Regions from separate parts of the Homo sapiens genome. Here all the other regions are linked to region 4. Evidence: chromatin contacts called from ENCODE Hi-C or POLR2A ChIA-PET data. All regions are on one chromosome and are shown on one strand. The core of a region is the stretch at or near the end of the contact, and the rest is flanking DNA. Distances in the headings are between cores, read along the strand shown.

Region 1 (3,876 bases), core at 25-2,524, 660 kb after region 4:
CGTCGGCCACCATGCCCAACTAATTTTTGTATTTTTAGTTGAGACGGAGTTTCACCATGTTAGCCAGGCTGGTCTCGAACTCCTGACCTCAAGTGATCCACTCGCCTTGGCCTCCCAAAGTGCTAGGATTACAGGCGTGAGCCACCATGCCCGGCCGAAAACACCATTTTTTAATGACTGCATACTACTTCACCCAGAAATATTCCATGATTTATTTAATCCATTTCCTTATCCTGGACAGTTCCAGTATTACCTTTTCCTTGGAAGGTGCAATTATCTTTTTTTTTTCTATTTATTATTTATTTACTTATTTAGAAACGGTCTTTCTCTGTCGCCCAGGCTGGAGTGCAGTGGCGCGATCTCGGCTCATTGCAGTCTCCACCTCCCAGGCTCAGGCGATCCTCCCGCCTAAGCCTCCTTAGTAGCTGGGACCACAGATGCGCGTCACCACGCCCGGGTAATTAAAAAATTTTTTAAAAAATAGGCCGGGCGCGGTGGCTCATGCCTGTAATCCCATCACTTTGGGAGGCCGAGGCGGGCGGATGACCTGAGGTCGGGAGTTCGAGATGAGCCTGACCAACATGGAGAAACCCCGTCTCTACTAAAAATACAAAATTAGTTGGGCATTGTGGCGCATGCCTGTAATCCCAGCTACTCAGGAGGCTGAGGCAGGAGAATCGCTTGAATCTGGGAGGCGGAGGTTGCGGTGAGCCGAGATCGCGCCATTGCACCGCAGCCTGGGCAACAAGATTGAAACTCCGTCTCAAAAAAAATACAAAATAAAAATAAATAAAGATAAAAATTTATTTTAAGAGATGGAGGTCTCCATGTTGGTCAGGCTGGTCTCGAACTCCCAGGCTCAAGCCATCCTCCCTCCTCGTCCTCCAAAAGTGCTGGGATTACAGGCGCGAGCCACCGCGCCCGCCGGCGCAATTATCACCGATGCTGCATTGAGTGAGCATTATAGCGTGTTCCTTCACTCATCGAAATACCTTTACATACATTTTTGTAAAAAACAAAAACGACCCCGCCCCGCAGACTCAGGAGAAAAGCAGCCAGGAGCGGTGGGTGGGAGGGTGCTGCGAGCTGGGGCTCCGCAGCGTAGCTGGGTGCGGGTCCTGAACCGGCGCAGGGGCCTTTCGACGGGCGCCGGGCACTCCGGCTGGCGGCGCGCTGGGCCTGGGGCCCGCAGGTCCCAGGCGCCCCGCCCCAACGCATGCGCGCGCACTGCCCTTCCCGAGCCGGGCCCCCCGAGCGCGTGGCCGCGGTTTCCTCCCCAGCTGCCCGCGGGGGCTTCCGGGGGTACAGGAAGGTCCCGCCCCGCTCGGGCGGGGCCAGCGCACCGACGTGGCGCCCTCCGCGGCTCTGCTCGCCGGGGTGGCGCGGTGACCTGCACACCCCCCTGCCTGCAAGCTGCGCGCGGTCGAGCCGGGCCGTTCTGCTGGGCGCCCGGACCTTGTCGTTTTTTAGGATAAATGCCTCGGGCGTATTTCGGGTCGAGGGCTCGGGTCCCATATTACTAAATTTGCCCCAGAAAGGCTGAGCGCCCCCCTCCGTGCCGAGCCAGAGGGCGACTGCTGGAAGGGCTCACCTTTACCTGGAGTCCCTTGGGTGTCTCTTGGCGTTCTCAGAGGAAGAACTTTTGGATGAAGTCGCGTGTGTTGGTGGGGATGGGACTCGGGTGGTCGCCAGGAGCAGGAGTCTAGTGATGAGGGGTCCCAGAGGGTTTGGGTGGCAACCTCCGGTAACCTTTGGCGCTAGGAAGTTTTTGTTGTTGTTGAACTACTGTAGTAGGAGCGTAATCAATAAGTAGTAGGAGCATAATCAATGCTGTATATGCTGGTGTTGGTGGTGGTGCTGGGTTGGGATGTATACAGGGTCATCCTGGCCCACAGCCTCCTCCCAGGGCAGACTGAAGCTGCAAGGGCCTATTATTTGTGCATTTTTCTCCATGTAAGTCCTCAGCACTGCATCTCTAGCTTCACTGAGTTAGAGGGGCCTGGAGGAGCCTCCCCTGGGTTTGCAGCCTCAAGGGGCTCTGGTAGGATCCCTCGCTGGAGGTGGAGAAGCGGATATGAGAATAGGAGGGATTGTACACCCTGCCTTGCTGCCGAGGAGGGGCGTTTCCTTCTCTTCTTGGGTAGGCTTGGCAAAGATCAAGGTCATTTTTGGCTGTGCTGGGGAGGAGGGCAGGCGGTGGGTCACCCTTTTTGAGTGCTCAAGGCGTTAATAGGTCTCCAGAAGAAGCAGGCCTCCTGCTCTGAGCCAGATTCCACCGTTCCCCTCCTGAATCAAATCCGTGGCCAGCCTGGGTGGGAAGCAGGGTGGGCTGCTGTCCTTGCGGACCAGGCTGTGAGGCTGCTGTGTCCAGACAGGGGGTTGGCCTCATTTCCTGCAGTTCTGAGGAGCTAGTGACACCTGCGGACCTGGATGAAGTCCATCTGGGCTCCTTGAACCCATTAAGGATGGCTAATGAAGAGAGCCCTGGGCTCACCTGCACTTAACTGGCTCTGTGATTCCCCCTTAATGGGCCAGTCACTTGACCTCTCTGAGTTGTGGTGTATTCACCTGCAGTGGGTGAACATTCTGCCTTAACCAACTTCTCAAAGAGTGGCTGTGGGAAGGCACATAAGGCAGTGCTTATAGAAGGCCCTGGTGCGGCCGGGCGCAGTGTAATCCAAACACTTGGAGGCTGAGGCACGTGGGTCACTTGAGGTCAGGAGTTCGAGACCAGCCTGGCCAACATGGTGAAACCCCGTCTCTGCTAAAAATACAAAAAATTAGTAGAGCATGGTGGCGCACAACTGTAATCCGATTTACTCAGGAGGCTGAGACAGCAGAATCGCTTGAACCTGGGAGGCAGAGGTTGCAGTGAGCCGAGATCGCACCACTGCACTCCAGCCTGGGCAACAGAGTGAGGCTCTGTCTAAAAAAAAAGAAGAAGAAGCCGCTGGTAGCTGAGAGCCTACTCCAGTGGCCAATCTGTCCTCTCTCAGGGACTGGCCTCCCCTAGATTATGAATGCGAGGCCAGAGACTTAGAAATTATTTCTCTTTGTCTCCCTCTGTACATGTTCTTACCTAATTACTCATCACACTTGTCCACTGAATTTAAAAAATTAGAAATTAAAGAAAGGCATAAAGAAGAAAATAAAATACTGAACCACCTGGTGGCTACATGAGTATGTTATCGAAACTCAACTAATATAGGTACAGATTATTGTATGCAAAGTATAGGTCAATAAAATTTTTATTTTAAAAGTTTATTTTAAAAATCCCACCACTACTGACATTTTAGAATATTTACTTCTCAATTTTGTTTTTTTTGGGGGTTTGGAGTCTCCCTCTGTCGCCCAGGCTGGAATGTAGTGGCACGATCTTGGCTCACTGCAACCTCCACCTCCCAGGTTCAAGCAATTCTCCTGCCTCAGCCTCCCGAGTAGCTGGGATTACAGGCGCACGCTACCACACCCGGCTAACTTTTTGTATTTTTAGTAGAGATGGGAGTTTCACCATGTTGGTCAGGCTGGTCTCAAACTCCTGACCTGAGGTGATCTGCCTGCCTTCGCCTCCCAAAGTGCTGGGATTACAGGCGTGAGCCACCGCGCCCGGCCTACTTCTTGATTTCTTATATATAGCATACATTATATTATAGATACATGGGTAAATATATATGTGTATATACATATAAATGTATATGTCTATAAATGTAACATTTATATAGAAGGTAAATGTATATACAATGTAGATGTATATATACATGTAGATGTATATAAACATACATATGTAAGTCTGTGTGTATATATACACATATGCATACACACACAAACACATTTAGAGTTTGTTTTGTAAATAAAAATGGATCAAGATGTGCCATT
Region 2 (3,389 bases), core at 1-2,500, 600 kb after region 4:
GACCCTGGGCGTATACGGTTCCTGCTCTCATGGAGTTGACATTCTGATGGGGGAGACAGGCAGAACATAAAGAAACAAGGGGCTGAAATAGAAGATAGCAGAGGCCTGCTTTAGTTGGGGTGGTCAAGACAGGCTTCTTGGAGGAGGTGGCATTTCAGTTAAGGTCTGAAGGAACCGAAGAGCTGGCTCTGTGAGGAGTGGGGTCAGGGAGAGTGTTCTAGGCAGAGGAAACAGCACCAGCAAGGCCTTGACTTGTTTGGCAAACTGTATGCCAGGGTGAAATGGCAAAGGAGAAAGGGCCAGATGCAGCCAGAGAGGCAGGCGGGGCTCCACACATCAGTTGGAGACCTGCAGAGTCTGCCCAAAAGCTGGCTTACTTCTGACAATACTGGGCAGCCATAGAAGGTTTCTGTGCACAGGAAGGATGTGATGTGGATTTGAGAGGCAGCAGTGGAGACAGAGAAGAGCTTTGGGGTGTATTTTGGAGCTAGAATAGCTAGGGCTTGCTGATGGACCGGCAGGGAGGGGAACTGGTGGACTCAAGGAGGACTCACAGGGGTCTGGCCTGAACACCTGGTGATGGTTGTGCCATTTGCTCAGATGGGAAGACCCAGGGGAGGATGAGTTTGGGACAGGTGGGAATTGAGGGCTCCGTGTGAGATGCCAGGTGCCTGGAGTCTGGGCTGTAGGGAAGTACGGGCGACAGAGGTGGGATTTGAGAGCAGAACCCTGGCATTTAAATCCATGGGAACTTAAGGGCTCAGCAAGGGGAGAAGGAGGAGAGACGAAGTCTCAGAACATGTCCATGAAAACCCCGACATTTCTGGGCCACATGGAGAGGAGGAGTGGCAGGCAGTAGGGACTGAGGGAGAAAGCAGTACAGAGCGGTGTCTGGGGAAGCACGGGGTTTTCCCAGAGGGTGGCTGCCCAGCCCTAGGGAAAGCTGAATTCACTGAGACATGCCCATGGCGTTGGACAACCTGGAAAGGAGCTGGTGACTTTATAGAGAAGCTTCTGTGGGGGTCGGGGAGGTGGGAACAGCCCGTGGAGGGCTTCAGCCATGCAGAGAGGTGAGAAAATGGAGGCTGAAAGACTGAGGAGGGAAATCAACTCGCCACGCACAATTTTTGAGCTGTCTTGTATGTTTGATTAGTAGAGAACTGGGTACAAAGAGAAGTGGGTGGTGACCTAGCTGCACAGGAAAAGAGAGGAAACTGCCACCACGTGGGGCACTTCACGTGAACTCAGCTCTCATTTCGTCTTTACCCCAGGCCTCCAGGGGAAGGCGGCCCTGTTTGTCTGTTCGCCTTTGTGTGAGAGCTTTCTCTAGAGAAAGTGCAGAACAGAGGCCAGGCGCGGTGGCTTACACCTGTAATCTCAGCACTTTGGGAAGCTGAAAGGAGGTCAGGAGTTCGAGACCAGCCTGGCTAGCTTGGTGAACCCCTGTCTCTACCAAAAATACAAAAAATTAGCCAGGCGTGGTGGCTCATGCCTGTAATCCCAGCACTTTGGGAGGCTGAGGCGGGCGGATCACCTAAGGTCAGGAGTTCGAGACCAGTCTGCCCAACATGGCAAAACCCTGTTTCTACTAAAAAGACAAAAAATTAGCCGGGCATGGTGGCAGGCGCCTGTAATCCCAGCTACTCAGGAGACTGAGGCAGGAGAATCACTTGAACCCGGGAGGCGGAGGTTGCAGTGAGCTGAGATCACACCACTACACTCCAGCCTGGACAACAAGAGCAAAACTCTGTCTCAAAAAAAAAAAAAATACAAACAATTAGCCAGGTGTGGTGGTGCGTGCCTATAGTCCCAGCTACTCAAGAGGCTGAGGCAGGAGAATTGCTTGAACCCGACAGGTGGAGGTTGCGGTGAGGCGAGATTGAGCCACTGCACTCCAGCCTGGGCAACAGAGCAAAATTCCGTCTCAAAAAAAAAAAAAAAAGAGAAAGTGCAGAACAGGGTGGGGGTTCTGGCTGCTTGATTGTTTTCTTTTCCTCTGGGATCCAGGAAGGCAGAAATTACTTTCCCGGAAGAGCCCGGAGAAAGGGCAGCCTGTCTGAGGTCTGGGAGGAGAGGCACTTACCCCTGTGCGTGGAATGTTGTGTTTGGGGTGGAAATTCAGGAATGGGGCTCTTCTCTCCAAGTCAGTCGCTGCACTCCTGGGTTCCCCGCAACCCAGAAACAGGGGCTTTGCTTTTTAGCTCCTGGTTCTGTGAGCGAAGTGTTTCTGTTCTCATTTAGCCCTGGGGCAAGAAGCTTAGACTATGACTTTTAGGAACCGGAAGAACTTTCAGAAATTCCATGATTCTCAAACTCTGCTCCCTTGAAGAAGCAGTATGGAGGCCTGCCCTCAGTTACAGTGAAAAAAAGGGTTCTTTCCTCAACTCCCAGGAAAAATTAGATCATAGATACATTTTCTCAATTTTAGGTCTCTACTAAAATTTAAAAAGACTTTTTTGGGCTGGACGCAGTGGCTCACACCTGTAACCCCAGCACTTCGGGAGGCCGAGGCGGGTGGATCACCTTAGGTCAGGAGTTTGAGACCAGCCTGGCCAACATGTTGAAACCCCATCTGTACTACAAATACAAAAATTAGCTGGGCATAGTGGCGGGCACCTGTAATCCCAGCTACTTGGGAGGCTGAGGCAGGAGAATCACTGGAACCCAGGAGGCAGAGGTTGCAGTGAGCCGAGATTGTGCCACTGCACTCCAGCCTGGGTGACAGAACGAGACTCTGTCTCAAAAAAACAAAACAGACTTTGTAAAACTCATGAACATTTTCTAACATATGCAGAAGCAGAGAGTAGTGTAACGACCTCCCATTGCCATCACCTGGCTCCAGCAATTATCAAAAGATTTTCTAGTAAGTCTTCAACCCTTGGCATTTGCATCCCCACTCCCAACCAATGAAGGTAGCAGTGGGCATTATTAGAAAAACCAAAATGTTGATTTAATTTAAAAGACTTTAGTACACTTGACTTGCAATGTGGAGATCTCCAAACAAAATATATTTTCTGCTAATAACATTATTCCTTATTCCTATGCTGTAATTAAAGAATCCATGAATTCCAGTACAAGTTTTAGAACTACTGATCTCATTTTCAGACTAGGGGACTTGGGGCTACCGAGTTTTATAACTGGCCACAAGCTCCCAATGAAGAATTGGGAACAGGACTAGAATGGAATTAGAATTTACGTTTCCTATTCCAATGTGGGGCCCAGGCCCTGACTGTCACACAGTCTCCTCCTGGGCTATGCCTGGGGTTAGGAAGGGGCTAGATGCAGGTATCAAGAATGGGGAAAACACAGGTAGCTTTCAAGATTCCCAAGTCGCCCTCAGACTCAAGAGTAGTAGCTGTTGCTATCAGGCCTGTTTTCTTTGTTTGTCT
Region 3 (3,841 bases), core at 326-2,825, 540 kb after region 4:
TCAGGGTGGGGGTTGGGGAGACGGAGGGACCTGGAAGCATTGGAGAACCTCCCGAAGGAAAACCTTCCCGTCTGTATGAAAGGTCAGCTCCCGGTCCCAGAGAACTTGGCAACTCGGTTCTGTGACGCTAAAAGGGTGGCGTTGGGGGGGCGGGTGCTGGGCTGCATGGGGAGAAGGGAAAAGTAGGATCCGCTTCACTGTGAAGTGAGTCCCACCACCAACTCCAGCAATCCCTGCCCACAAGTAGGATGGCGGGTCCCTGGGAAGGGAGCACGCCATGTCCTGTGCCAGTCAGGGAGCTCAGGGCACTGTGATATAGCTGAAGTGCTGAGTAGAATTCGGGGTGCAGAGCTGCGGGTGGCTGGTGGGGTGCTGGGGCGCGCAAGGAGGCTGGAGGCGGGGGTGGGGGGGTGCCCAGCCCCAAGTCCTACAGCGGCTGCTGGAGGAGTGAGATGAGCACATAGTGAGTGGCTGTGCTGGTGGAATTAGACAGAGGTGCCCCAAGTCAGGAACCTAGAGCCCTGAGCGCTCCATGGGGAAGGAGAACAGCCCCCACGGTGAAGGGGTGAGGGCGGTGTGTAGGCACACACAGAATCTTCCAGCTGGAAGAGACCTTCAATGTCATTTCATTCAACCTCCCACCTCATGAAATCTTTCAGTCTTCCAGTGCCCAACTGAGGACACCCAACTCTACTTGGACACCTCAAGGTACGGGGAACTCACTCCCTTCAAGGCAGCTCATCTCAGAGAGGCTTTGGAGCCTGCGGGACGGCCAGGAGGAGCCTGGCGCTCCGACCTTGGCCCTGTAGAGCAGAGTGGCCTCTACTCCGCGGCGGCACCTGGCTGGGGGTTGCGGCGCGGTTGGGCCAGCGCTGCTGTCCCCAGCCCCAGTGCTGAGGCAGGCAGAGCGCAGTGGGCTCTGGCGGAGGTCGGGAGAACTGCAGGGCGAAGGCCGCCGGGGGCTCCGCGGGCTGCGGGGGGAGGCACTTGACACCGGCCCGGGGAGAGGAGGGGCCGCTGTCCCTGCGGCCAGTGCTGGATGCGGGGACCCAGCGCAGAAGCAGCGCCAGGTAGCGGGGCGCCCAGCGTGGGGAGGGCTGCGGCGAGGCCCGGAGCTCGGCTACGACTCGAGGGGCTCTGAGTGGCCGGGAGCGCGGCCGAGGCGGGGCGCCCGGGGCCCGGCCCCCGGTCTGGGCGGTGCGGGGTCCAGACCTCCGCCAAGCGGCGTGCGGGGACCCCGGCGGGGCCGCAGAGGCCGGGAAGTCGCGCCGAGGGCGCTAGGACCGGCCGCGCGCCCAGGCCGCTCCCGCCGCGGCGCCCCGGGGCCCCCCAGTCGGCGCTGCCTCCCGGGCCGGCTCCGCAGCGCCGGGGCCGGGGCCAGCGCGGCCGCGGGGGGCGAGCGGCGGGCGGAGGCCTGGGCCCGCGGGCGGCCGGAGGGAGGGAAGGAGGAAGGCGGAGAGAAGGGGTGGGAGGGGGGGACCCGGCGGAGGAGGCGGAGAGAGGGAGCGCGACAGCGAGCGGAGGGAGGGAGCGAGCGAGCGAGGCAGGCAGGCGGGCCGGGAGGGAGGGAGGGCGCGCGGGCGGCGGCGGCGGCGAGAGCAGAGGACGAGCCGGGACGCGGCGCCGCGGCACCAGGGCGCGCAGCCGGGCCGGCCCGACCCCACCGGCCATACGGTAATGAGCGCCGCTGCTGGCGGCCCGGAAGGCCGGCCCGGAGGCGGCGGGGAGCCGGGGAGCCGGGCGGGGGGCGCCGCGGCTGGCAGTGCCCGGCTCGGGGCACGCTCCCGGACCCCTGCAACTCGGCGCCGGGCGCCCGTGGGGCCGGGACTGCAGGCGGGGACGGCGGGCCGGGCTGGCCGGGGCGGCGCGGGGGATTTGAGGGTTTGTTTATGTCCCCGCGGGCTCGGCAGGCGCCCCCTCCCGTCCCGCCCGCTCCCGGCGCGGACCCCCCTCCCCGCCCCCGCCCGGCTCCGGGCTCAAGTTCAAGTCTATACAATGCCGCGGGGGGCCCCTCCACCGCCGGCCTGCGCCGCGGTGCCCGGCTCGCCGCTGCCGCAGGGGCCCCGGCCGGGCCGCCCCCGCCTTCCGGGCTCTGCCCCAGCCCCGCGGCCCCGCCTGGAGCCCGCGGCCAGGGCGCCGGAGGGCGCGGACCCCGACCCAGAAGGATCGGCCCCCGCGGCGGCCCGGGGGAGCGGGGGAGGGGGCGGGGGCCGGGCCCCGCGCAGGCTCCGCGGCGGCGGCAGAAAATGGCAGCCTGGCACGACCCGGCCCCCCGCCCCTCCCCCCGGCGCCCGGCCCTCCTCGGCCCCGCGGGGCGGGGGACCCGGGAGGCCCCCGGGGGCGGGCCGAGGGGTGATGGCGGGGCCGGGCCGGGGAGCGCCGCGCCGCGATCCTCCTCCGGCCACCTGTGGCTGGGGGTGCGGGGCGCCGGCGGGGCCGGGAGGGGCGGCGGGGCCGGGGAGAGCGCCCGCCTTGGGGGCACACCTTCCCCCGGAGTGCCGGCGGCACGGAGAGGGGTGGTCGTGCCCGGCTCCTCCCTGTCCCCACCGCGGGCCGTGGGTGCCCGGGCGGCCGCGGTGGCGGCGCCGCAATGTGGGGGCGGGGCGGGGGCGGGCGAGGATCCCGGGCCCGGGCCCGGGCCGCGGGGGCCGGAAAACGCGGGGGTGGAAGTAGCGGGGCCGGGACCGGGAGCGGCGCAGGGGGGGTACGCCCGGGGTCGCCCCTCCAGCACCCCCGCGCACACTCCCACGCACGCGGACACACTCACGCACACGCACCCCGCCGGGCCGGTGCAGACGTGTCCTTGAAAGCTTCGCATCTGCACAGTGAAGGACGAGGCCTCGCCGCGGCTGCGGAGCGGGGTCTTCGGCCCCACGTCCCCGCACCCCGGGAGACCTCGAGCTTCGGAGCCGCAGGCGGCGGCTGTCCGTGTCCCGCCCTCACCCCAGTTCCCCTCCCCCAGGCCGCCCTGCCTTCCCTCCCCTTCGGCGCGGACCGGGCTGGCGCGGGTCCAGGGCCCGCCCCTGGCCTCCCCCAGCCCCTCATCGCTGGGGCCCGCGGCCCTGGGGCTGCCAAACTGCTTTTCGCTTTCCTGAAGCCTCCCTTCTTGGGGGCACCCTCTCCCACCCCAGCGCCCCTCTGCCATTTCTCCCCCTCTCCTCATCCCCTCCGTCCTGGCACCCTCTCTCCGCTGCACGGCCAGTTGAGGAGGTGTTGGCGCCCTGGGCGGGGAGCAGTGCCCTCTGGTTCCCAGGGGCTGCCTCCCCCGGCTCCTGAGGGGAGCCCCCTGCGGCTGCACCTTGACCCAACATGGCGTCTGGCACCCAGCAGGGCAGCTCTGGCCTGCGGCAGGCGGGAGGGTGGGCAGGGCCGAGCCCCAGGGCCGCGCAGCTACCCCCCCTCCAAACCAGCGGGGACAGAAGCCTTGGGGAGAAGCGCTGTCCGCCCTGTGACCCAACTTGCCCCTCACTGCCGTGCCCAGAGACTGCCATCAGCATCCCTGAGGGCCTGCTCAGTCTTCATGTTTCACCCTAGGCTGCCAGCGGCTGAACCCGCCTCCTGGGCGGGCGGCTACGAAGGGATCCTGGGATCAGGTGCTGCTCCAGTGTCGCCTCCTCCCTCGCGGGCAGATGTGACAGCTGCAGCCAGGGGAGCTATTCGCCTTGCTATTGCCTGGGTGTTAGGACTGGCCTGTGGGATTTGGGGGGCCAGGCATCCCGGGGACCCTCTTTGGTTGGCTAGCAGGGGCCATCTCCAGGTAGTTTTCTGAGCTGCCTGCCTTTGGAGAGTTGGGTTGTAGGGAGTTCCTGCTGGGTTTCTGGGGCAAAATGGTCCCCCTCTG
Region 4 (3,870 bases), core at 208-2,707:
GGCTTGTCTTGAACTCTTGGCCTCAAGTGATCTGACCACCTCAGCCTCCCAAAATGCTGGGATTACAGGCGTGAGCCACCGCACCTGGCGAGAAGGCCTTCTTAGACTACAGACATAAGCTTTGGAGGGAGGTGGTACATACTACCTGTGTAATGCATAAGGCTATGAATTACCAAAGACATTTGGGAAAATATATCCATATCAATTGCTGAAATAGGCTGTTTGATCCATGACTGAACGGAAATATAAGGAAGTATCTAGATACTTCTAGATGGCCTCTCAAACTCCCTTTAATATCTTTTTCTCTTTTTTTTTTGCACAACAGATCCTTTTTGAAAAATGGAGGAAAAGTTATGAATCCTCTTAAAAAATTCACATATAACACACAAAATATAGTTCATAATTTTAGGGAGTCCATGAATTTCTGAAACGCATCCATAAACTTTAAGTATTGCTCTCACCTGTCTTTCCTCCCAAGAGGCAATCCAATCCTCAGTCCTATTTCACACTATAGTAAGTTTACTGGATTGTTTGGAAGCAGCTTCTGGAAGCAGGTGGATTTGGGAGATCAGCAGTTGTTACTACATTCTTCTTACTTTGCAAGGTATCAAGGTGTAGATGATGTAAGAGAAGATGCCACATTCTGGATCTTTCAGAAAGCTGTTACGGATACTACAAATAATGGTCTCTGACCACAGAAATAGGTGAATCATTCAGCAAATATTTACTGGGCGCCTGATATGTACAGGCACTATGCTAGGGACTGAGCTCACCGAAATAAAGAAGACACCATTTCTGTCATTGATGAGTAGCTTCACATGTAAAAGCATGGATGCAGTTACTGGTGGCCTTAAAAACAAAGTCACCTAAGTTTGAGGCATTCTGGGGAGATGGAAAGGGCTCTGAGCTGGCAATTTGATTTTTGGTTTCTCTACATCCCAGACTTATGAGCTTGGCAAGTCACTCAATCTCAGTTGCTTCGCCTATCGAATGGGGTTAATAGGCAGACGAGAATTGTTGCCTATCTTCAAAAAGATAACCTCTGTAAAAATGCAAATAAATGAGAAAACACAAACGCAGGGCTGATCTAAAGTGATAGTTGGCAGAGCCACCCACTGAGGGAAGAGTTCAGCTCCCCAGGTCTACACAGCCTGTGCAGCGCCTCGCAAGAGGCGGGATCCGCTCAGTAAGCTTTCCCGGATGGCACAGGTTCCGCTTCCGCAGGCAGATATTCGCTGTAGGTGTGAGCGCCAGGCGTCAGACTACAGCTACTGCCGGGGCCTCCTTGGCGCGCATGCTCCTGCGGAGAGGCGGAGACCGGAAGGGCGGGGGCGTGGCGAGGTACCGCAGACCGCCGGCTCGATAGCTCAGCGGCCGGGCTTGGGAGGCGGGGGCGCGCCCGCGCTCGTTCGCGCGGCCGGCTGCGTACAGTAGTGACGGCCGCGCGGGAGCGGTCACATGACCGTAGCGGCAGCCTGTACAGTAAGAACCCAATATGGCAGCGGCGGTAGCAGTGGCAACGGCAGCAAGAGGACCGGCCGCCCCATAGACCCCCCCGCGCACCACCCCCGCCGCTTCCTCTGCTTGGGTGCCCCCCCGGTCTGACTTCCCTTTTCTCCCACCTTTCCCGGCACCGCGGGAAAAGCAGCGCAGGGCAGAGCAGGCAGGGAGGGCGGCCGGAGCCCGGACACGGGAGCCTCCCAGTCAGTTCAAGACCCGACATGAGGGAAAAGGGACGTAGGAAGAAGGGCAGGACCTGGGCGGAGGCCGCCAAGACGGTAAGGGGGAGGGAGCGAAGGGGAAGGCCGGGAGGATTTTGTTCCCTTGTCGCCCGCCAGTCGCAGGGAAAGGGAGGTCACTGGCCCAGGGACCCGGCTGAAGGGGCACAAAACCGCGCGGAGAGGGCGGCGGTTAGTGTCGGGGTTGCGATCCCTGTGGGAATGGAGGCGCCCGGCGGAACGTGATAGCCGCGGGGCCGTGGCGTCCCTCGGCGTCTGCGGCGAGTCCTCTCAGTGTTTTGAGGCTGTCTTTTGGGGTCGAGCCGATATCACCTCCGCTCTGTGGTAGCCCTCGCCCCGGCACGGGGAAGTCTGTGGTGCTTGCACGGTAACCGGTTCTTCTCCCTTGTGCGGCTGGAGAGCCCCCATTGGATGCAGATAGGAGAAGGCTTGTGCGTGCATCCAGCCCCGGAAAGGAGAGGGGAGCGCTGGAGCTGGATAGAATTTACCCGTTACAGCGGACGTGCCTGTGACCCCGGGCCCCCTGTTTGTCTGGCTCCCGGAGCAGACGAGAGATCACGAGGCTTTTGTTTTTGTTTGGTGTTGGAGCCGAAAGTGCAGGAGGTGTTTAGAAACGAAGTAACAGGTGGGACTTGTAGAATTTTTTTTTTTCCTGTTTCCGTAGAGACCTACTCTGAACAAGGCAGCAATGCATGGTGGGACGTGTAGTTTACCCGGCCTTCACGTTACCCTAGCCAAAGGGATGGTGCCCTAATGAAGTTGTAATTAGTGGGCAAAACAATTTTCCCCCTAATTGTGTTATGACGAAATTTAGAGGTAGATTTTAAAAAGTGGAATATTGAGGATTAGTGAGAACTTTTACCATATTTTAAGAAGAAAAAATTAAAAGCATGTTGTATGCAGAAATGAAATGGCAGGAGATAGTGAAGTTCATACATCGTTGAGGGTGCAGCAGAAAAGTAATAGGGCATTAAACGGCAGCATTTTAATAGTGGAAAGTGAGAGGTGTTCACCCCTTTAATGGTGATTAATGCCGGTAATACTTCGACAACGTAGCCCTTCTTAGTGAACCCTTATTAGATGCCATATGGTTTATTTTTTAATGAGTTTTTTAAATATAAAAGTAATGTTCACTGTGGGGAAATTTGGAAAATTATAAAAAAGTATAAAGAAGAACATTTAAAAAAAATCACATTTATTTCACCGCTCGGCTGTATCTGCTAACATTTGGTATATTACCGTCTAGTCTCTTTATTTCCCCAAATCTAGGTCATACTGTTTATTCAGTCTTGTGCATTTGTTTCTAAACTTTGTGCATTTGTTTTGTAAACTTTATGCATTAGGAGGTTGATGAGTTTTCAATTTGTATCTCTCTTAGTTGGAAATGTAAAAAAGTTAAGAAATAATAGCACATTTTACTTACTGGGTGTTTTCACTTACAATATGTCTTTGTATATCTTCCTGTGCTAGTAGTTTCCCTCTAAAAGATAAGACTCCTATACTTTTTTTTGAAGGTGTAGAGGTTGCATCCCCACAGAGGGCTGTTTTACTCTCAGTATACCTCAAGACCTCTTTCTGTTAATAAAAGAAGCATGATAAATTTTAATTATAGGTAAGCAGACCTGGACCCTAATTTATGCTAATTAATTTTAAGTTCCTAGGGTCTTTAAAATTGTTTTTTTAATTAAAAATATTTTGTAGAGACAGGGTCTTTCTATGTTGCCCAGGCTAGGCTAGTCTTGAACTCCTGGGCTGAAGCAGTCCTCCTGCCGTTGGCCTCTCAAAGCACTAATATTACACAAGTTTCTAGAATCTTAGGAGTGTTTTTTGAATTATGATCCCTTTGATAAAATAGTCATTGGGAGATTGCGACAAATAGGAAAAATTAGTCTGCATCTACTTAGCTTTTCCTATGTTAGTATATTTGCTCATTTCATGCCCTAGCTAGCTATGTGAAAAATAGTATTTAAAAGATGGAAAGACTACTTTGATCAGTAGAGTTCCTGAGGGTACCAGTATATTAGTAGCTTGGTATTTTTCTTTGATTCTGGCAAATACATGAAGCCCCAGTCTCAGTGAAAATGTGTTTTAGAAAGAGAATGATGACACTAAAGTTTTTCTAGTAGCCAAA
Region 5 (3,526 bases), core at 6-2,505, 840 kb after region 4:
AACACTGACCCCTCAAGTGCAGCCTGAGCCCCTACCTTGCAGTGGGGGTGGGAGGTGAGCACAGCTCCAATTATTTTGCTGGCACTAGAAGAGCTGCCAGAGACCTGGGTTTTCATGGACTTATGTCTACCGGGATCACACACACACGCACAGCCCTTGGTGGGCTGCAGGCTCAGGAATGCAGTCCATTCCTAGACTGGTCTAGGTCTCCAGTGCTCCATTCATCAGAGCTGCAATGTGGGACCCAACGCGCTCTCTCTTCTTCACCCACACTGCCTGCAAAACCAGAGGGAGTCCTAGCAAATGATCAAGCAGAGCCGTGCATCGTGAGGGTCTGGCTAACTGTTGCACGGCAGTTGAGGGGATGGCGGTGGAGGCGGGGAGAGGTCAGGGCTGTGCTGCACCCTCTCAGCAGCGTCTCCTCCCTTCATCACTGCGGAGGGAAAATCTGGAAGTTGGTGAACCTGGATCCCGCGGGGCGGCAGGGGCAGGCAGAGGCCGAGTCCATTCAGGCGGGCGAGACGAGACTCGGCCACTGGCTGCTCCCCGGGCCTCTGCGCCGCCGGCGCCGCCTCCCGCCTTCTCCGAGCCGCGCAGACGACCGGCCGCGGGCGTCTCCCTCAGCCCTGGACCGGCTTCCCACAGAAAACTCCCAGGCACAAACCGCTTTTGTTAATTCCGCAAATGCTGCCACACGACCACCTCCTCCAGCACTCCCGGTCTGCTCGGCTCCGGGAGACCCGCTTTCCCCTGAGCCTCCGCCCCCCGAAGGACCACCGCCCAGCACCGGCACGCGCCGGGCCTGGAGAGGACCCCAGGGTCCCCGGCCCGAGGCATCTTTGTCCTCGCAGCGCAGACGCGCGCGCACAGAGCGACCGCAACAGCCCCGCCGGGCACCAGGTCAGCGGCCTGGCCCCGCGCCAGGGCCGTGCAGGGGGACAATGGTCCGCGCCGGGGAAGTTTGCGGAGTCGCCCCCGCGGGCCCGGGCCCGGGCGCGGAGCCCTCCTTACCGTACATCTCGGCGGGGCGCGCGCCTCTCGAGAGGCCGGCGTCGCTGCGGCGTTCCCAGCCAGCCCTCGGCGGCGCCCGCCTTTCATTCACAGTCGGGGCGGGGACTGGCGGCGGCCGACAGGGGCCCGGGCGGGGAGGGAGCAGACGCGGGGGCCGGCCGCGGGCAGGACGGAGCCGGGCGCCGCCAGCCCATTCAGCGCCGGGCTGCAGCGGCCGCCTCCGCTCGGGTTGCTGGGCACTGCTGCGCGCAGGGGGCGGGGGCTATGCTAATACTAATGCTCCTCCCTCCCGGCTCGGCCAACCCGAGGCCTCTGCGAGCCCCTCGCCCCGCCCCGCCCCTGCGCCCCGCCCCCGAGAAACCCACAGCCGGAGATGCGCCTTTTCCGAGGCTGTCGCCCTAAGGGCCGCAGCGTGCACCTGCGGAGCTACCCACCCCAACTCCCTGCTCCTGTCGGAGCGCTCGGAAGCTCTCCCTAACCTGGGGTCCTCGAGGTCAGCCGGGGCGCTGAGAGCTGCAGGTGCACCCCTCCTCCAGTTCTGTCCAGGCTGCGTGGGCTAAGCCGGGGGGCGCAAGGATGGGAATTGGGGAATGACTTCCACCCTCTCCTGGCTAGGTACCTTAGCTGAGCGCCGTTCTCTGATGAAGCCCTCCAGCCCTCAGCTGCGCCCTACCAGCTACTCTCTGGCTAGGTGCCCAGCCACTCTCTGGCTAGGTGCTTGCTACCACCAAACAGCGTCCTTCCCGGGTCAGGGACGCAGGAAACGCACCCCACTCCCAACCCCCAAGGGCTGCAGGAAGTCCGCTTGCTTTTCCTCTCCCTGATTTATATGTGTAATTCGCAAGCTTTGCCGCCAGGATCCTCTCCAGCTGAGCCCCAGCGCCGACTTGAATTCCAGCTCTGCACCTGCCGTGACCCTATGAGGAACAGGCACAGAGAGGCAGCGGCTCATGCCTACGCCCACACCTGAAGATCTCTCCTAAGCTAGCTCAGGACTTCCCTGGGCTTCTCATCCAGCCTTCTTTACATTGCACACGTTCCCGTCTTTTTTTTTTTTTTTTTTTTTTTTTTTTTTTTTTTTGACATGGAGTCTCACTCTCGCCCAGGGTGGAGTACAGTGGCACTATCTCGGCTCCCTGCAAACTCCGCCTCCTGGGTTCAAGCGATTCTTCCACCTCAGCCTCCAGAGTAGCTGGGACTACAGGTGCGTGCCACCACGCCCGGCTAATTTTTGTATTTTTTGGTAGAGAAGGGATTTCACCATGTTGGCCAGGCTGGTCTGGAACTCCTGACCTCAAGTGATCCGCCCGCCTCGGCCTCCCAAAGTGCTGAGATTACAGGCCTGAGCCACTTCTCCTGCCCCTCCTGGCCTTTCAATATCGATTTCTTAGTTTCTCTTGGCCCATGGTTGAGAGTTGTTTGGGTTTTCTTTTGTTTTTTTCTACTGGTAGAAATATTCTACTAGTAGAAGTTAGAGAGGAAAGGAACTTAAAGATACTTAAGAACTGAACTTCATTTTACTTCATTTAACGTTGAGAGGTTAATTTATGTTGTTAGGCTGGGCTGTGTGTCTGTAGGCCAATGATCTACTCTCTCAACCCCAGCTTCCTGCAGGACTGTTGGGAAACTGGAATAAAATCTACATGAAATGACACAGTGGGCACTCATGTATATTTTTTCCTTCCTTCATGGCTCAAGGCAGGAACAGAGCCAGAGAAAGAATCCAGGTTGCCAGACTCTTGAAACAGTGCTCAGTCTGTTGCACTCAAAACTTATGTTTCCTATTTTTCTCTGGCCTGGGCCTCCACCTCCCGCCCGCGCCCCACTCTCTTGCTGTTTCCAGGTTTTCTTCTTCTTCCTTGACCTCTTTGACTCTCTTAGCAGCATGCCAGCCCCAAGGGAAACCCTGGGATGGTTCCTGGAACACACATTTAGTCTAGACCCCCCTACCCCGGGCACACACTCCCTGCATCTCACAAATAACCTCTGTCTCTGTTCTTCAGTTCCAGGACCAGGCCAGGTGGCTTTAAGATTGACTGAGAGTCAGACTTGAACTGGAGCAGGAAGGAGAATCTCAGCTCTAGCTTGATATGATCACCCAGAGACACTCCCTTCCCACAATTCTGCTCAACACAAAATATACTCATGAAACATTGGTGTCTACAGTACAGAAGGAAATGCAGTGTCTGTCTTCAAAGAATGAAAGGTCTAGCAGGGAATTCCAGATGAATACTGATAAAAACATTACTTGAGGCCAGACGTGGTGGCTCACACCTGTAATCCCAGCACTTTGGGAGGCCAAGGCAGGTGGATCACCTGTGATCAGGAGTTCAAGACCAGCCTGGCCAACATGGTGAAACCACATCTCTACTAAAAATACAAAAATTAGCCGGGCATGGTGGTGCATGCCTGTAGTCCCAGCTACTCGGGAGGCTGAGGCAGGAGAATCGCTTGAGCCTGGGAGGCGGAGATTTCAGTGAGCTGAGATTGTGCCTCTGCACTCCAGCCTGGGCGA
Region 6 (3,392 bases), core at 69-2,568, 960 kb after region 4:
TTGCAGTGAGCTGAGATCACAACACTGCACTCCAGCCTGGGTGACAGAGTGAGACTCAGTCTCGAAAAAATAAAAAATAGAAATAAAATAAAACAATGGGGCAAAGTTTTGCTTTATTTAAATTACCAAACTCCTATATCTGATGTTAGGTCCCCTACCTTTGGAATCAAAGCCCTGCGAAGTATGGGCTGAAGGTGGCGCCTTTTCAGACAGAGTGTGAGGGAACGGTAGAAACAGCAGTGGCAGGATCGATTCTCTAATGGATCCATTCCCCGAGGGATGCAAGGTGATGCCTGAGGTTCTGGAAGGGGTGCCCGCGGATAACTCTCAGGGGCATGGGGTGGCAGCTCCATCCAGGGTCTGGATAGCCAAGTTTCTCTCCCCTCTGTTCATTCCTTCAGCTCTCCCCAGGGGAGATGACCCCCTATTGCTGCTGGCTGTCCTCAGCACTTACCTTCCCACACATGCTTTTGTCCCTTTTGTCCCAAAACATTCTATCTCTTTCCTCTTCCTTTATTTAAATTCCCAAAGCCTGTAGTTGATCTTAGCACGGTGTTCTGTCAAATGCAAGGAAAATAATTTATACTATGGTGTAAGAGACTGATAGGTTTAACTATTCAAAGGAGCATTCGCATCTTTAAGGGACAGTTTGTGAACTCAAACACATCTCAAACGGGTAGAATGTGCACGGGAAATCTCTTCGAAGCAGGGTCTCAGGAACTCTTCCAGTTCCACGTGTGTAGTGCCCACCGGGCCACCGCCACCCGCCTCCTGGGAGCAGGACAGGGCTCCGCTGCCGAGCCCCTCTGCGGAAAGCTCAGGCCCGGCGCTCCGGAGTCTGGGCTCCCGGGGTGGGCGGGGATACTTAGGCCCCACGTGCCCCGCGGCGGAGCGGTCCCCAAACCTGAGCCCTGGCCTCTGCCGGCCCGGAAGGAAGCCGCGGCGGAGGAGGGGGCGGCGGGGTGCCCCGAGCGCGCCTCACCTGCGGGCGGGCGCGTCCCGGGCTTCCATCCTCCTAGACCGGGCCTCCTCGCTGGAAGGGGTGGATTCGCCCCAGCCCTGCCGCCCACCGCCCACCGCCCACGCCCGCGCCCGCGCCCGCGCTTCCACGCAGCCATCGCCCCAGCCCGCCGCCCGCGCCGGATCGGGGGCCGCCCGGGCCCCTCCACCTCTCGCCCGCGCGGGTCCTGGGACCGCCGCCCGGCGCCTCCCTCGCCGCCCCACTCCGGAACGCGCCGCCGAGAGGGCGGAGACTGGGGCGAGGGAGGGGCCGCCCCGCCCGCCTCCCGCCTCCCGCCTCCCGCCTCCCGGGGCCTGGAGCGCGCGTGGCCCCGGAGCCGCCGGCGCCGCGCGGGGAATAGCTGTGCAGCACGCCGAGCCCGGACTCGGCTGGCTCGGCTCGGCGCGGGCGGGCGAGAGGATGCTGGCGGGCTTCCCCGGGCTCGGCCCGCGCTCCCGCCGGGGAGGGCCCCGCGCGCGCCCCTAGCAGCCGCCGCCGCCGCGGGTGCAGGGGAGGGGTCCGGAGAGCCGCGCTCGCCGCCGCCCGCGCCTGCCGGCCCCCGCACGGCCCCTGCCCCTGAGCCTCAGCCCCAGGGCGGGCGCGCTGGGCCGGCGCCCACGGATCTCCCAGCCCTCGTCGCCGCCTCCTCCTTCCCCCTGCGGCCGGGCGCCCGCGGATGCTGAGGGGCAGCCCTGCGCCTCTCCCGGTCGGATCCCGGGCCTGACGGCGGGAGATCGCGCTCCGGCCGGGCCCCGAGGCGCTGCCGGGGCGGCGCGGCTCTGCGGGGAGCAGCCCTCGGGCGCGCCGAGCTCTCCCGCCCCAGCCCGCGCGGGGACCGTCCCGGAGCACGCGGTGGCCGAGTTCCCGCACAGGTAAACGCAGGGGCAGGGCCAGGCTTCCGGGGGGGAAGACAGCGCCCCGAGCGTGGGAAGGGGGCCGGATCGGAGCCCGAGCCTCCAAGGGTTTGGTGGAAAAAGGAAGTAAACAGAAGGAAGGCTCAGGAATCCCCCACGATGGTCCTGATTTCTTTCCGGCACATTTTATTTACAGCTTCTAAGGACTGGGCCTGGAGGGAATTTAGGTGAGGAAGTCGGGGACTGAGAAAGAAGAGATGACAGAGAGAAACCGGTTACCAGGGATGGAAAGGCGGCTAGGCCCTTCCACAAGCCAGGGACAGGAAATTGAGTGTCTGGCGTGGACAGGACTAAGTGTGCCTGCGGTGGGCGGTGGTGTGAGCCGGGGGTGGCAGGGAAGGCCCTGGGTTGGGAGGCTCTTGCAGCAGAGATCCTTTTATGAGGGTTAGGGCGGGTCATGGGGAAACCGCAAGGTAGGAGGGAAGAGGTGCTTCTACTCAGCAATGCCCTTTTCAGTTCTAGCTGATCAGTGCTACCTGTGCTCTGGAAACCCGCTCTGCGTTCCTGCTGGAGGTGGCCTCCCCTCCGCCCCAGACAAGAAGAGGCCCTCAGCCCTCCCCCGGTCTCAGAGAGCCCTGAGAGGAGGCCCAGTCCAGAGCTCTTCCTCCGTTCCCAGTCCACTTCTCTAGGGCCAGTAGCAGACACCAGCCAGTATGCCGAGGAACCAGGGCTTCTCCGAGCCCGAATACTCGGCCGAGTACTCAGCCGAGTACTCCGTCAGCCTGCCCTCCGACCCTGACCGCGGGGTGGGCCGGACCCATGAAATCTCGGTCCGGAACTCGGGCTCCTGCCTGTGCCTGCCTCGCTTCATGCGGCTGACTTTCGTGCCGGAGTCCTTGGAGAACCTCTACCAGACCTACTTCAAAAGGCAGCGCCACGAGACCCTGCTGGTGCTGGTGGTCTTTGCAGCCCTCTTTGACTGCTACGTGGTGGTCATGTGTGCTGTGGTCTTCTCCAGCGACAAGCTGGCTTCCCTCGCCGTGGCTGGAATTGGACTGGTGTTGGACATCATCCTCTTCGTGCTCTGCAAAAAGGGGCTGCTCCCGGACCGGGTCACCCGCAGAGTGCTGCCCTACGTGCTGTGGCTGCTCATAACCGCCCAGATCTTCTCCTACCTGGGCCTGAACTTCGCGCGTGCCCACGCGGCTAGTGACACGGTGGGCTGGCAGGTCTTCTTTGTCTTCTCCTTCTTCATCACGCTGCCCCTCAGCCTCAGCCCCATCGTGATCATCTCCGTGGTCTCCTGTGTGGTGCACACGTTGGTCCTGGGGGTCACCGTGGCCCAGCAGCAGCAGGAGGAGCTCAAGGGGATGCAGCTGCTGCGGGAGGTGAGTCCTGCCCACTGTCCCCCCACAGCGTCCTCTCCTGCAGCTCTCACCAACTTGGGACCTGTTGGAGTTGCTGTTTGCTTTGCCTTTGAGTCAAAATGTGTCCTGGGGGCCTCCGGGGCTCTCACCTCTCTCCCTAGTCCCTGCCTT
Region 7 (3,841 bases), core at 729-3,228, 580 kb after region 4:
AGCTGTTGGGAAAGCAACTCCTTGCACATTGGAGGAACCGAGAAAGACTGACCCCGAGGACAGCAGCCAGCATGGCCCTTCCTGGGAGCCCATGTTGGGGGATTCCTGCTGCAGCCAAGGCTCAGCCCTTGTGGTCGCAGGTGCTGGTCCTGGCCTCTTCCCCTCCCATGCAGGAGCACAGGAGAGATGGCTTCTGAGGACCTGTTGCAGCTGTGGCCCTGGGAATAGATTTGCCAGGGAGCTTTAAAGCAGCTGAGTGTGTCATCCAGCTAAGCCTGGGGAAGGAGCTTGGCTCAGGTCCTGACAGGTGTGACAGGGATGGGGACTGGGAAGTAAGAGATGAAACCCTGGCTGGAGGCTGTGAGCTTCCACAGCCAGCGCTGGACAGGGAGGGTCCAGATATACCCACTAGTGCCCTCACCAGGTCCCACCCCCAAGCCCAAGAAATCCTGGGCTCTCTCCTCCTTTTGCCCCCAAGGACTGTCTGTCTTGGCCTTCAACAGGCATCTGTCCCTGGGTGCCTTCTGCCCCCTGGCATTGCCCTCACCCAAACCAGACTCCACCTGCCCCTTGCATGCCCAGGCCAGTGTGCTCCCTTCACGACAAACACTTTCCACTTCCTGAGCACTGACCATGTGCGGGAAGCCACCAGAGGAAGATGCCTTCTATTTCAGTCAAGTGTGCTGGAGAGAGGAGGCCACACATAATCACAGTAAATGTAGCACCGGCACGTCCTTCTTCAGGAACCCCCCGGGACTCCATTTTTTAGGGGACAAGATCTGAATTCCAGCCCCTCACCATCTGACCACTCCTTTCCCTGCTATGCCTGATGCCACCCCTTTGGCCACAGAAACCTCACCTTCTCACTGCTCCCCAAACACACTAGCCAGCCATTCCTCCTGCCCGCCCCTTACACAGTTCCACAGCCTGCCTTCTCTCCGCCTGCCCCAGCACCACAGCCCGGTAGAACCTAGCCTGAAAATGAAGCCCAGTTCAGCCACTGTGACCCACACTGGCCTTTCCCTTCTCCAACTGTCTCCAAAGTTAATAAAAATGAACTGATAAAGACAAGTTCCAAGCCCACCGATCACACACATGGGACTGCAGTGGTCTGCAGACCTCACTTTGAGAAGCATTTGTTGTCACCTGTCGGTACAGAACTGAGTATAACTATTCAGAAGCTTTTATGTGTGTGTGACAATGTTGCCACATCCACGTGCTGTGATTTTATATTTTACAACCGTATCATTTCTTGGTGCACTGAGAATTTAAAAATCTGGAACCAAAGCTTGAGCTTTCATCCCTGACAGTTTGAAAATGCACCGCCATTGCATAGTCGCTGAGCTGTGCCACACTGAGTTTGCCTGCCTCACTGAGGACAGAGACCAGCAGTAAAGGCTCATGGTTATGCAGCATGTTACTGCCTACAAAGGCGTTTTACAGGGGTTACCTTATTTGATGCTGACAAACCTGCGTGAGGTAGTTGGGGACCGCTTTCATTATCCCCACATTCAGAAGAAGAGACTGAGGTTCAGAGAAGATGATCAGGACTTGGACTTCACACCTCCCAACTGCAAAGCCTATGGTGCTCTTTCCTCCTTATCACTGCATCCGTGCAGTTTGGCTACTGGGTACCTACCCAGGGGTTCTCTGTCAGTTAATATGTGAATTCAGGGCTGCTGGAAAAAGTGTGTGGAACTGGTCCAAAAAGCATACAAAGAAAATGGAACTGAAGAGAGTTATTGACACAAATACCAGGGAGCCTGTGTGTAAGTGCCGAAGGCTGCAGGGGGCTGAGGGCAAAGAGGTGCGCCTGCTTAAAATCGGCAACGGCCTAGTTGTCTGCAGCACTGGCCAGAGAGCCAGGATGCTGCAGTCAGAGCCGGCAACAGGAAACAGGAAGTCAGCTGCAGGGCAGGGCGGGGCTTAGGAAGGGAGCTGGCACCTGGGCCAGGGCCTGCGGGCTGGCCAGTGCCCATGATAGGGAGGCGGGGGCTGGTGCGTGGAGCTGAGCCCGTGTGTGGGTGTGAGGTGGGGAGGAAGGGGCAGCCTCTAAGGATGTTGCAGGGTGACAAGTGTGGGTGTCTGAGGCTGGTTCCTGCCTGGTTGCCAGCCCAGACAGTCCTGCAGAGGCCTTTGTCCTTCATGGGTGGTTCCGGTTGGAGCCCTGAAGGGAGAGTTTCTGCCTTTGCCCACAAGGCCCTGGGGGGTGAGTGGCCCTGTGGGGCTCCATCCCCTATTTACTAGCGATGCGTATTTATTCATTGACGATTTATACCCACCAACTTCCTCCAGGGTTATTTTTGCTCAGAGGGAGCACTCTGAGGTCACCTCCTGCTAAGAATAACCCAGAATGGGAGGGAGGAGGAGGAGGGGGCTGGGCGCTGGTGCTGAGCTCAGCTGAGCCCAAGCTGGTGTTAGGGCTGACCCTCCAACACCGCAGGAGTGAGCCAGTCCAAGAGGGCAAACTGCCCCACTTCAGAGCAGATGACTTGGGGTAACCTAAATGGGGAAGTCAGGGAACCATTCTGCTGCAGGCAAAAGTCAGCTAGGTACAGCTTATGGCAGCTCTTGGAGGTTTGCAGCACTGGCTAGCTTTCCAGCCTGATAGGACCTTTGATTCTTCTCCAAGTTAAGACAGAGCTCAGCAGCCCTGCTTGTTTTCAGATCAGAGCCGCTCCTGGGCTAACCCTCCGGACCTCGGCTGGGTGATATGGTGCCCCTACCTTTTATGCATATAACTTCCTGACATCGTGTCTCCCACTCCTGGGCTGCAGCCCTTGGCCCACCCCTAGAGGTGGCTTTTCTTCCTGCGAGCCTGCATCAGTACACGCTGCTGCCCACTCTGTCTCCTCATGTTTTGGAAGGCATGAGGAAGACAGGCCGACACACTGCTTGTGAGGTAGAGCCTATGGTTATGAACCTTGCAGCTCCACCCACCCACTCCCCGACCTGAGCGGTGAAATCAACGCCCGCTACTGGAGTGCTGCATGGAAGGGCCTAGCCCATGGTGGGGACTTAAGTGCAGTGGGACTCCTAAGGATGCCGGGGAAGCCAGGGAAGATGGAGGAGGTGGGGCTTGACCTGGGCCTTAGAAGGGAGGTGACATTTGGAGAAGTCAAGGGGAAAGTGAGAGGCACCCCCGACCCCAGCTGAGCTGGGTGTGGAGGAAGGAAGGCATGCAGGGCAGGGTGAGTGTGGGGAGGCCCAAAGGCAGGGGCCATGAGCACACAGGCACAGGCCTGGCTGAGGGGACTAGGGATTCATTGAAAAATGTATACGGGGCTGGGTGCAATGGCTCACACCTGTAATCCCACCACTTTGAGAGGCTGAGGCAGGTGGATCACTTGAGGCCAGGAATTCGAGACCAGCCTGGCCAACATGGCAAAACCCCATCTCTACTAAAAATAGAAAAAAGCCGAATGTGGTGGCACATACCTGTGGTCCCAGCTGCCCAGGAGGCTGAGGCACGAGAATCGCTTGAACCTGGGCAGGCAGAGGTTGCAGTGAGCCGAGATTGTGCCACTGCACTCCAGCCTGGGCTACAGAGGGAGACTCTGTCTCAAAAAAATAAATTTTTATATATATATATAATAAATAGTAGCTGGGTATGGTGGTACACCTGTGGTCGCAGCTACTTGGGAGGCTAAGGCAGGAGGATCTCTTGACCCCGGGAGGTTGAGGCTGCAGTGAGCCATAATTGTGTCACTGCACTCCAGCTGGGTGACAGAGCAAAACCCTGTCTCAAAGAAAGAAGAAAAATCTTCTCAATCTTGATTGGAAAGGTAGTTTGCAGGCAGCCTGAGGGGCTTTTACTCTTTATCCTCTCTGAAAAATGTGT

Evidence for each region. Hi-C counts contacts between places; a loop is a spot of excess contacts on that map. ChIA-PET counts read pairs that join two places held with the same protein, here RNA polymerase II (POLR2A). Pooled maps may share reads with other maps.
Region 1: a pooled map shows a loop between it and region 4 (8-fold over the local background). The contact joins the enhancer-like site here to the promoter of ASXL2 in region 4. A Hi-C loop is called at or near these places in 2 of 37 single-sample maps with no recorded cell type and 9 of 50 pooled maps.
Region 2: a map of CD4-positive, alpha-beta memory T cell shows a loop between it and region 4 (7-fold over the local background). The contact joins the enhancer-like site here to the promoter of ASXL2 in region 4. A Hi-C loop is called at or near these places in 1 of 168 maps with a recorded cell type or tissue (CD4-positive, alpha-beta memory T cell), 1 of 37 single-sample maps with no recorded cell type and 7 of 50 pooled maps. POLR2A ChIA-PET finds 5 or more read pairs at or near these places in 3 of 52 experiments (activated CD4-positive, alpha-beta T cell, activated naive CD4-positive, alpha-beta T cell and endothelial cell of umbilical vein).
Region 3: a loop to region 4 is called in a map of naive thymus-derived CD4-positive, alpha-beta T cell, with 8 times the contacts of the local background. The contact joins the promoter of DNMT3A here to the promoter of ASXL2 in region 4. A Hi-C loop is called at or near these places in 1 of 168 maps with a recorded cell type or tissue (naive thymus-derived CD4-positive, alpha-beta T cell) and 8 of 50 pooled maps. POLR2A ChIA-PET finds 5 or more read pairs at or near these places in 2 of 52 experiments (PC-3 and activated CD4-positive, alpha-beta T cell).
Region 5: a loop to region 4 is called in a map of CD8-positive, alpha-beta T cell, with 7 times the contacts of the local background. The contact joins the promoter of EFR3B here to the promoter of ASXL2 in region 4. A Hi-C loop is called at or near these places in 1 of 168 maps with a recorded cell type or tissue (CD8-positive, alpha-beta T cell), 2 of 37 single-sample maps with no recorded cell type and 9 of 50 pooled maps. POLR2A ChIA-PET finds 5 or more read pairs at or near these places in 2 of 52 experiments (H1 and activated CD4-positive, alpha-beta T cell).
Region 6: a pooled map shows a loop between it and region 4 (9-fold over the local background). The contact joins the promoter of ADCY3 here to the promoter of ASXL2 in region 4. A Hi-C loop is called at or near these places in 6 of 50 pooled maps. POLR2A ChIA-PET finds 5 or more read pairs at or near these places in 2 of 52 experiments (PC-9 and activated CD4-positive, alpha-beta T cell).
Region 7: a pooled map shows a loop between it and region 4 (3-fold over the local background). The contact joins the enhancer-like site here to the promoter of ASXL2 in region 4. A Hi-C loop is called at or near these places in 4 of 50 pooled maps. POLR2A ChIA-PET finds 5 or more read pairs at or near these places in 3 of 52 experiments (PC-9, activated CD4-positive, alpha-beta T cell and activated naive CD4-positive, alpha-beta T cell).

The regions. Positions count from the first base shown.
Region 1 is chr2:25,213,554-25,217,429 of GRCh38, reverse strand. No RefSeq gene overlaps it. Among named protein-coding and RNA genes, the nearest start is that of LINC01381, 11 kb to the right of the region's middle. RefSeq lists an enhancer at 519-1,036 and a silencer at 1,130-1,469. Within about 2 kb of position 1,274, at least 23 of the 41 ENCODE cell types and tissues checked have a DNase peak (open chromatin) inside an H3K27ac peak, as active enhancers do.
Region 2 is chr2:25,271,357-25,274,745 of GRCh38, reverse strand. All of the region lies in intron 6 of DNMT3A (DNA methyltransferase 3 alpha), which reads left to right. Among named protein-coding and RNA genes, the nearest start is that of MIR1301, 56 kb to the left of the region's middle. RefSeq lists an enhancer at 1,196-1,696. Within about 2 kb of position 1,250, at least 19 of the 41 ENCODE cell types and tissues checked have a DNase peak (open chromatin) inside an H3K27ac peak, as active enhancers do.
Region 3 is chr2:25,339,659-25,343,499 of GRCh38, reverse strand. DNMT3A (DNA methyltransferase 3 alpha) reads left to right here and starts at 1,575. Exons shown (of 23, transcript NM_022552.5): 1 at 1,575-1,674. RefSeq lists an enhancer at 663-782 and silencers at 903-1,382, 1,443-1,652, 1,943-2,112, 2,213-2,452, 2,733-2,852.
Region 4 is chr2:25,876,074-25,879,943 of GRCh38, reverse strand. It overlaps ASXL2 (ASXL transcriptional regulator 2), which reads left to right and starts at 1,457. Exons shown (of 13, transcript NM_018263.6): 1 at 1,457-1,778. The coding sequence starts at 1,722. RefSeq lists a silencer at 1,278-1,437 and an enhancer at 2,348-2,397.
Region 5 is chr2:25,039,805-25,043,330 of GRCh38, reverse strand. EFR3B (EFR3 homolog B) reads right to left here and starts at 1,255. Exons shown (of 23, transcript NM_014971.2): 1 at 1,012-1,255. The coding sequence starts at 1,018. RefSeq lists silencers at 322-451, 562-641, 772-1,391 and enhancers at 349-1,297, 1,298-2,247.
Region 6 is chr2:24,918,163-24,921,554 of GRCh38, reverse strand. ADCY3 (adenylate cyclase 3) reads left to right here and starts at 1,318. Exons shown (of 22, transcript NM_004036.5): 1 at 1,318-1,872; 2 at 2,371-3,242. The coding sequence starts at 2,568. LOC124907742 (a long non-coding RNA gene) reads right to left here and starts at 1,211. Exons shown (of 2, transcript XR_007086246.1): 1 at 983-1,211; 2 at 97-557. RefSeq lists silencers at 764-853, 864-1,073, 1,114-1,173, 1,204-1,933.
Region 7 is chr2:25,293,413-25,297,253 of GRCh38, reverse strand. The region is part of intron 3 of DNMT3A (DNA methyltransferase 3 alpha); the gene reads left to right. Among named protein-coding and RNA genes, the nearest start is that of MIR1301, 33 kb to the left of the region's middle. RefSeq lists enhancers at 1-492, 1,479-2,000, 2,457-2,576 and a silencer at 1,880-2,174. Within about 2 kb of position 1,978, at least 34 of the 41 ENCODE cell types and tissues checked have a DNase peak (open chromatin) inside an H3K27ac peak, as active enhancers do.